Linked DNA regions of Homo sapiens: region 2 is linked to region 1. Evidence: chromatin loops called from intact Hi-C (ENCODE). Cell type or tissue: GM12878. All regions are shown on one strand.

What was found. Hi-C counts contacts between places; a loop is a spot of excess contacts. Peaks named below come from ENCODE experiments on the same cell type or tissue, not always from the same donor. Only the 100,000 strongest peaks of a DNase experiment are listed, where the experiment ranks them.
Region 2: a loop joins it to region 1, with 2.1 times the contacts of the local background. A loop is called at or near these places in 3 of 110 quality-filtered maps.

The regions. Positions count from the first base shown.
Region 1 is chr7:90,814,772-90,819,771 of GRCh38, forward strand. All of the region lies in intron 5 of CDK14 (cyclin dependent kinase 14), which reads left to right. Among named protein-coding and RNA genes, the nearest start is that of CDK14, 220 kb to the left of the region's middle. In GM12878, no CTCF peak of the experiment used is centred here; a DNase peak (open chromatin) is centred at 2,140; H3K27ac peaks cover 1,454 bases.
Region 2 is chr7:90,724,858-90,729,857 of GRCh38, forward strand. It overlaps CDK14 (cyclin dependent kinase 14), which reads left to right. Exons shown (of 15, transcript NM_001287135.2): 3 at 1,710-1,955. Among named protein-coding and RNA genes, the nearest start is that of CDK14, 130 kb to the left of the region's middle. In GM12878, no CTCF peak of the experiment used is centred here; no DNase peak of the experiment used is centred here; H3K4me3 peaks cover 352 bases; H3K27ac peaks cover 1,388 bases.

The DNA of each region.
Region 1 (5,000 bases):
TCTCAAAAGAAACAAACAAAACTTATTGAGTAACTTATGCAGCCAGGAAGCTGATTGTAAATGGCAACTGACAAGCTGAACTTTTATGATTCCATAGTGGAGAAGCAGCCAGAGAAGCTACATCTCAGAAGAAGGACTCTCTTGCCTTTTTAAAATTTGAGTCTTCCTCAGCTCTGCTTTGAGCATCCTTCAAGGTCATGTTAGTGCTGCCTCTTCCCTGAAATCTTTCTGGCTTTCATAGAAACAATCTTTTTCCTTCTTTTTACTTTTTGTTCATTTTTGTTGTTGTTGTTTTATTTGTGTACACTTACCTTTTAGCACTTACTACATTGTACTTTATGATACAGTCAATTGTGTTCAATTATAAACTATTGCCAACTTAGGGCTTTATGTTCTAAGGGTTGTGGTGTGAACCAAGCACTGACTAGTAATATCCAAACTCTTTTCCTATTGCCATCAAAATGGAACTAAACCAGAGTGCAGTTTGTGTTTCAATATAATTTAAGCAGTAATGAAAATGGCCATATCAACAAACATATGAAAAAAAGCTCATCATCACTGGTCATTATATAAATGTAAATCAAAACCACTATGAGATATCATCTCATGCCAGTTAGAATGGCAATCATTAAAAAGTCAGGGAACAACAGATGCTGGTGAGGCTGTGGAGAAATAGGAACACTTTTACACTATTGGTGGAGTGTAAATTAGTTCAACCATTGTGGAATGCAGTATGGCAATTCCTCAAGGACCTAGAACCGGAAATAACATTTGACCCAGCAGTCCCATTACTGGGTATATACCCAAAGGATTATAAATCATTTTACTATAAAGACACATACACACATATGTTTATTGTGGCATTATTCACAATAGCAAAGACTTGGAACCAATCCAAATGCCCATCAACGATAGACTGGATAAAGAAAATGTGGCACATGTATACCATGGAATACTATGCAGCCATAAAAAAGAATGAGTTCATGTCTTTTGCAGGGACATGGATGAAGCTGGAAGCCATCATTCTCAGCAAACTAACACAGAAACAGAAAACCAAACACTGCATGTTCTCACTCATAAGTGGGAGTTGAACAATGAGAACACATGGACACAGGGAGGGTAACTTCACACACTGGGGCCTTTCCGGGGATGGGGGGTAAGGGGAGGGGGAGAATCAGGACAAACACCTAATGCATGCGGGGCTTAAGACCTAGAAGATGGGTTGATAGGTGCAGCAAACCACCATGGCACGTGTATGCCTATGTAACAAACCTGCATGTTCTATACATGTATCCCAGAACTTAAAATTTTTTTAAAAAAAGGGCCATAGTGGTTTCTGAATGAAAAGAGTTAGAGATCACTGATGTGGTCATGGCAGACATGGGATTTGGGCTGAGCCTTCAAACGTAGATAAAATTCCTATAAACATAAATGAACAGAGAAAGACATAACTGCCAGGGCAGCTGGCTGGAGTAGGACTAGTACTTCCACTCCACATCAACCAACACCACCACCAGTTTGGCTGGCATAGAGAGAATTAAATATCTTGCTAGTAGGGTGTGTGGGTTGCTCCTGAAAGTTTTCTAATGAAAACTCGAGCTGCTCAGATGTTCACTGTTATTCTACTAAAAAGATAATCTGGGTATTGTTCTGTGCGGTGTCAGTTTCTAGGACTTATTTTCTTTATACTTGTTGTTTGTTACTATTCCTTTTGTTACTTTGGCATGAATTTAATTATTGACACTGGATCATTAATGTGGCCAGGGCATTTGGGATGATTGGTCAGGAGACCCAGGGATCTGTAAGAAAATGTCATCCTGGGAAAGAGGAGATATAACAAGATATTGAAGATTGTGTCCAGTTCAGGGATATTAGTAAATTCTGAGAAAGATTTGAGTATCTTCAGCGAGGGTGAGTTTGAGGTTGATAGGACTACGTACAGAAACAGGGAAGTCAGACGTGGCAACAGTTTTAGGGCCAAAGTGACTGAATTCATGTGGTATGTACTGAAACTGAGGTGATAACCATTTATCCCAGTAAATCACTGAATCTGAGGATATAAAAGCTGAAAAGAGCATTAGTGGTGATGTAATCTGTTCCCACCATTTTACAAGAGAACAAGTGAGTCCTAGAGCGAGTAGGTAGTTTGAACTACCAAGATCAGGAGTGAAAGTCGTATGAGTCATCACTGCAGAGAAGATGGTCAGAGATCTGGCAGTGAATCACTTAGTTAAAATACAGCTCTCACCACAGATTATATCTGATCTTGGTGTGAAGTGCCAAAAAACACGTCATTCAGATCTCTCTGTATTTTATATTTTCTCCTGACATTTTGGAATGTGGTGGAACTCTTCAAAAGACTATCAAATAATTCCTATTTTAATTTTATAAAAGGAAAATTAATAGCATATGTGGGGAAAATGTACCATATAGTACATTGTGGGAAAAGTGTAGAAGTAGAGAATTAAGGGAAATTTTAGTATGGGTCATTTATATATTTTGGACACATGCCATTTCAGTCAAGTCCTTGAGTATACCCGTAAGAATCGAATTGATAATCGTACTTTTAAAAACCCTAGCAACCTGAACAGGACCCAAGAAATAGAATTAAAGAAAATAATAAGCCAGAACTTGGCGGTGGTTCTGTTATCTGTGAGCTTGACACTCTTTCCTTTTTGTCCTAAAGTTTCAGACTGGAATGGGCAGGAATCAACAGCAGGGGTCAGTTTTAATGATGCTAACTTGGTGTAACAAAATTATTTAGGATTATAAAATTTTCTTGATAGAGACTGAGATTAGTTTTTCTGTAGGAATTTTTGTTTGTTTGTTTGTTTTAAGAATTGATCCAGTTTCTGTGATGAACAGCAGATTGGTGGAGCTGGCTTATTTAGAATGACCTGTGTAATATTTTTTAAAAGTTCTAAATGCATAGTAGTCTCTTAGTAAGTGGTTGTCTCTGTTGTTACTTTCTAAATGCCTTTGATTAAATTGTAAGATTGTAAGCCGTTAGGAAGCAGTTCAACATTTCTACTCTCAGGGACTTCCAAGGTTGATTTGGATCTGGAGTAGCTCTTCTCCTCTGCCTGTTTTATGTTAATACATTTGGATTATTCCGGATGGTTCATGGTGGGTAAGGGAACCAATCTCCCACCATCTACCCTTTCTAACCAGCAGACTGTAAGCCCACAGAATTGATTACCAGACAGATTCACACCTAAGCCCATCTGACTCTTAAAGCACAGCTCTTAACACTAGGAAGTGCTGCTTCCCGGAGGCAGGATTATAGAAGTTAAGACTTAACCCTGAAGTGATTTGCTAGTTGATTGGCCAGGAGCTGCAGACTGTTACCCCAACTCCTGCTCCAGATTTCCTTTCTTAGTCAAATGCACACAGTCCTCTCTAGCATAACTGTGAATGTGTTAGAAAACAATCAAAACTTGTCTGGCAATGATTCACACATAACCAATTAAGTCCTGGAAAAATGGATTAACCAGATATTAAACATTTTGCTGTTTCATGGGCAGTTAATATAGTGGAACTTATTTACATCACACGATGGAAAAATTAGTGCAAAAAATATTTTTAAGTTGTTGCCTTATCAGGAGAGCTAAATCAAACTGAAAATGGGAAAACATGAAAGTTCAACTGCCAACCACACAAATTTGTTTTCAAATGCATGCTTAAATGTTTTCAGAACTGAGGAATCACTGGCAGTTTAGTTACAACTTGAATAACTATACTTCTGGATACTTCTTATATTCCCAGAAGATTTCTGCCTCACTAATAGCTTATGGAAAATACTTGGCCAATAAGCTCATGCTATTATAATTTCAGATTTACTGAAACTATTAAAAATGAAGTAAAAAATATTCTGAATAAGCAACGAGTAATAGTAAATTTGGTTTATTAGGAATAATTTCCTCTCAACTTTGAAATTTATGTATGTTATGGAAAAATTACTGGCATTGAATTTGCAGTGTGTTTAATAGGAAGTCCTGCCTTCTTTAAGTAACACATTCATTAATCTGATATGTTTTCAGTAAAACAAAATCTTAAAACCCACAAAGAGCAAATGACCAATATTTTCTCTCTCTCTATGTGTGTGTGTATATATATGTGTGTGTGTGTGTGTGTGTGTATATATATATAATTTGTTACTGAAACTTTTTATTTGCTGCCATAATATTATACATATTGCTGTATTTGGAGTAAAAATATGACTAGAGAAATATATGGGCATTTTTTTAGTGATTTGATAAACCCGTGTGTTGCTTTTGGGCTTCATGAAGCATCTAGGCAAATTCTTTAAGTACAGTGATATATTGTTTTGGTCTGTGCATGGAGTTGTTACTGGAAACTTCATGTGTCATTGGAGAGCAATATATGGCCTTTTCTATTTCAGAGATGAAGTATAATGCAAAAGCAGATTTGAGATGACAGTCAAGAACTGAGATTTTCAAACCTCTAGACTTTTTAAATGAAGAATATTTATTTTTCTTTGTTTACAAGGAAGTAACTGAAATGATTTGTTATGCATATGTGATCCAGAAGGTATCTAGCAAGTGTTCTTTAATGCTAGTATTTCCAGGTTACAGTTCCTTTCTGTTTACATGCACATAAATATACACATTGACACATTTCTGCAAATGAAATGCCTATTTTAGATAACTCATGTTTACTAACTGCAATTTGTGTTTTACATTTCCCTTTGGAGTTTTTTTTTTTTTAAATTTCATGGAAAGAAACATGTAGAAAATTGTGTTCTTTTTAATTACTGTAGGCCTGGTTGAGTTCATGGAATGACCCTAAGCAATTTGTAGTCTTTAAAGAAAAGAGAGAAGACATTACTTGAAGATTTTAAATCATGTAAAATGCATATATTAATGTAGAAAACCAGTTTTTTGATAGCTTTCAGTTTTGTGAGAAATGTTAGCCTTCCTCCAGTAGGAAGAAGAGGATTTGCAATACTTAACATTTCCTTTTCTCTGGATGGGCAACAG
Region 2 (5,000 bases), 90 kb before region 1:
TTTACTGCCTTCATGTCCTTAAGAAGAGCACAAAAACCCTTAAAAATATTGCATGCTCCAACATACTTGTAATTCATTTTTACTTTTTGATCATGACTAGAGGACTCTGCCTTGAGTCTTTTAAAAATATCTTCAGCTGTTTTCTCACATGCTAAAAAGTATGATAATATTTTTCTCATTTGACTTAGTTAGAATTCAGCCTGTGCTTAGTAGTTGAGACATACTCATAGGGTTGATGTTTAATGATTAAAAACTTTTTGTTTCAAAAACTTGAAATGGCTTATTTTAATTATACATGCTTTTCTACTTTAGTGGTTTTTAAAACATTACATATGTTGGAATATTTATTATAAAATTCACACAAGAGTGTACCAAAAATTGCTAATCTTGCCCGTTCAATTCCACATGTCTGGAGATATCTGATGTTAATAGTTTGGTGGTGTGTTTTCCTGTATACTTTTCACCATGCTCATACACTCACAAATATCTATATCTATGCATCTGTGTCTGTATTTATATCTGTATCTGTCTATATCTATCCATATACATAGCCGCATTTATACCCCACATGGAGTCATTCTATACATATTAGCTCTGTGTATCTGTGGGTTCTGTATGCACATACTCAACCAACCACGGACCCAAAGTGTGTATTCAAAAACTTCGTATTTTTACCTTAACAGTGTGGGCTTTTCATAAATATCTTCGGTTTTTCTGCTTTTGATAGCATATAGGGATGTGGGAACTTTTTATAAGAAGAAAAGCATTCTAAAAACAATTTTATTTAGAGTTATATTTTCTTTAGAGAGAACAATTAAATTAGTTAGCTTTACAGACAAGCCAGAGGCCATCAAATTATTGAATAAAGACAACAAAGTCTCCAGAGTATCGGGAGAATGACAGGCTTAGAACTAAAGTAAAAAGCAAGGAGCAAAAATCACAGAGACTGAAATAAAATGAGAGGGTGGGGAAGGCTGGGTGAGAAGAGAATGGGTGAAGAAGGAAGAAGAAGGGAAGGAGGTGGAGGTCTAGTGGAATAATGTAAACCAAATTTTGAAATGAATGCTTTTTGGTGTTTTTCTTTTACAATGTTATTTCTTTTTATCCATTAGCTTTGAAATAAAGGAAACCCCCACCATTGTCCTCAGTTCTTCAGTATCTCTAACCATTAGCTCCATTCATTCCAATTTGGAGATGAAATCAAGATGGGGACAGATTTTAAGCATACATATTCATGCATAAAACTTTTAAACAACATAATGCCCTTTCCTTCTCTAGCCTAGGTTAGCTGCTTACACGATGACCCATCAGTTAATGTCCATCTGATTTGCCTATTTTTTGTTTTTTAAATTAAGGCTAGTTACCCAACCTCTTAATGATTCAGAAATAAACCACTTCCAGTCAGATGGTAAAACGTGTGACAGAGTTCAAGAATCATGTTAGGGTACTACTAGCAGCCTGGGCCTTAAGTTTCTCATTTTAGAGGTAGATTTTTTAGTGTAAGCTCTAGTGTGAGATCTAAGTGTAAACACAATGATTGTGAGGATTTTTTTGTACTGTAATTTATGCTGATGCAGCTTTTAGAATGTGGGCTTTTTGGGTATTTCCTGAAACTGAAATTGGCATGCTTTCTAGAGTTATATATTGGCATGTTTAGTGATATTAAAGTTGCAGTGAAGAGTTCTGAATTTAATTTCTTCTTTTCTCAGATATGTGTCACAAAGATGTCTACACGGAACTGCCAGGGAATGGACTCAGTGATCAAACCCCTGGACACAATTCCTGAGGATAAAAAAGTCAGAGTTCAGAGGACACAGAGCACTTTTGACCCATTTGAGAAACCAGCTAATCAAGTAAAGAGGGTGCATTCTGAGAACAATGCTTGCATTAACTTTAAGACCTCCTCCACTGGCAAAGAGTCACCTAAAGTTAGGCGGCACTCCAGCCCCAGCTCGGTAAGTGCAGTCTTTTTGTTTATCACTGGGTAAACAGAAGGAATAGCCTTCTTATGATAGCATGCGGTGCTGGAAGACAGCAGGAAACTTTATCAGTGCCTTATTATGCATTCTCTCCCAGGGTGGTTGAATGTTTTGGAAGAGAGAGAGCAAACTATATATGGACTCCTTATTTATAAGCACTAAGCAAGCAAATGAATGAAATGATTCAACTTATTTTTGGAAAAATCATTTTTCCCCCTTAATTGTTTCTAGTTAGAGGAATTTATAATTAAAAGTCTTTTGTATTTCAAACCCTTGGAGAGGTTATTGAACTTTACTGTGTAGGCAGTAAGGATAGTTTTGAAATTAGCAAATTCACAAGGAATTTCATTGCAGAATAAATATCAAAATTTGTTCACTTGCGTTAATCCAGTTTTTTTTGGGGGGGTACTCCACCAGTCTTTCTCATGTGACTCTGTAAAGTGACAAGTTGAAGTTCTTTTCCAGGACAAAGCCCTGTACTGAATGGAAAATGCTGGAGTAGAAATCTGTGTAGGGTAGATTCAGTAGGACCAAAGGAAAGAAGAGAATGTCCAGAAAGAAGTGTTAGAGGGAAACAGACTTTAGATATAACTAGTGATTTACAAGTTAGAAAGGAACACACCAAGAGAGAATATTCTCTGTTATATTTCTATTCTCAAATACATTTTTTCCTACTTTTTGGCTTAAATTAATATACATTATTTACAATTGTATGATAATGTAAATTTTGGTCAGGGAAACCACAAGTATGCTATGAATAAATTTCCTTCCTTGCACAACTTCTTCATTTTCTTAGTTGTCATTGTCTACTTTTCCTTCATTCAAATTAAGATAATTTTAAACACAATTTGAGGCCTGCAACTATATGACAAAACTGTAAAATGCCTCCAAAACAAATCAGATAATCTATCAGTTTTTCTCCCCCACTGAGATTGCCCTGGCAGTTCTTCATAGTCCTAATTTAATATAGATTGGTTAACCTCTAATCCTATAGTCATAAGGCGTCCTTTTCTGAGAATTTTTTCCTCCTTTTTTAATGTTAAATACCCATTCTCTGGGTTACATGTCTTTCTTGTTCTTGGTTTATTTCATTGTTTTAAAGTACATCCTCGCAGTAGCTTCTTGAGAAAGGGTGATGGGGGGTTTGTCATATGACTATGATTTTATCTGTCGTTGATTACTTGATTAATAATCTGGCCAAGTATGTGATTTTAGTTTAGAAAATAATTTTTTCTTAGACTTTTGAATACCTTGTTTTATTGTTTTCTAGGTGCCTAGATTGTATTGAAATCCCTAGACTATTCTGGTTTCCCAGTTCATCCTTTATCTGCTTTTTTGTTTGTGGAACTTTCTAGGACTTTCTTTTCATCCCTGGTGTCATCCTTTTTCTTGGTATCAATGGGTGTTTTCAATTTTTGAGTTAATTTCTTTCAGTTTCAAAAATTTTCTTATATGTTTATTTAATTTTTTGTAATCTTCTCTTTTACGATAACATTTTTATTAGTTGGATGTTGGCATTATTGGATTGATCTTCTAGTTACCTTTTCTTTTCCCTATTATTTTAAATCTTTTTTTTCCTACCTTCTGGGTTTTTTTAACTTTTAATTTTTAACCCTTCAATTGGATTTTTAATTATACTAATATTTATTTCCATGAACTCTTTCTTATTCTTTGAATGCTCTTTTAAAAAGTATCCTGTTCTATTTCAATGAATAACATATCACTTCATATGTTTCTGAGGATACAAAATGTAGCTTGGGGAATTTTTTTTCCTTTTACATATTCTCTGAATTATTTCTGGATTTCCTTTGAGTTTCTTGTTTCTGTTTATTTGTTTTGGTCTCTGCCTTACCTGTTGAGATTTTTGGTGGGTCTATGTCATGCCTCTTGGAGAGAAACTGTTGGCTGTCAGTTTATGTTATGAGTAATGTACTCAGAAGTTGATTGGAAGCTCTGTGCCTGGGTGGCTTGTCAGTTGGTTGGCTTCAGCATAGGGACTCTTGGTGAAGACCTAGTCGTTTTATTTAAGTACTCTCAAATGTCGCTGTCTCTTGATCTTGTTTTTGTTACTGGGTGTTTCTCACAAAATGGACTTACCCAATTTATTTTTTTTAGGACATATAAACCTAGCTGTCACTATTCTGAGATGATCAAGAAGGGACTGAGGACCCTTCAGTTCTCTATGCCAACTTTCTCATGATTTTTTTTTTTTTCATTCGGTATGACTCTTCAATCTGATATCCACTCTGCCTGGTATCCAAGCCCCAGTTGAATTCTCTGATTCAACCTCTTCAGAGAATAAATCTCTGGCGGGACTAGGAAGGGATAGGGGGCTGGCCGAGGGAGACTGGGGCAAAGACCTCCACCTTAAATTCACTCCAACTAATCATATCATTTGTAGCCCCAACTTGAACTTCAGCTTCCAGTTTGTGAGTATTTTTGGGATTCTGAAGTATGAATTGACTTATTTCTTACTGGCTTATGCCTTGGATCATGTAGGTATCAAGGTTTTTTTTTTTTTTTTTTTTTTTTTTTCCCCACTCATCCTAGGCAATGTGACTTCTCAACCATTTGTGTCCTGTCTTTACATTTTTATTTCTATCTCGTCTCTAGTGTTCTCTTTACTCATTTTGATTGCCCTTATGGGTTTTAATTTTAGTATTGTTTTAGTATGAATTGGTAAGGGGGAGAGATAAATACATGTTTTCAAGCCATCAAGTTTCACTGGAAGTTTTCACAGTTTCTCTATTGTATTTTTTAGTTTCTTTAGATCATCTTGGGCTTACCCTTTCCTGGTTCACCCTGGGATGACTTTTTTTAATATATATTAGGTCATTTATATTACTTTGTGTGGGAACTGCTTTGCTTTCTTTTTATTTTAGGAATTTTTGCTTCAATTCAATGTGCCCTGGAAAAATGTCTTTTCTCTTACCTTATCAAACTGGAAATGGCTTCGTTTTCTCTTTCAGCAGGATGCTATAATATCCTGTTTTTTTCTGAGTCCTTTCTGTTTGCTGCCCT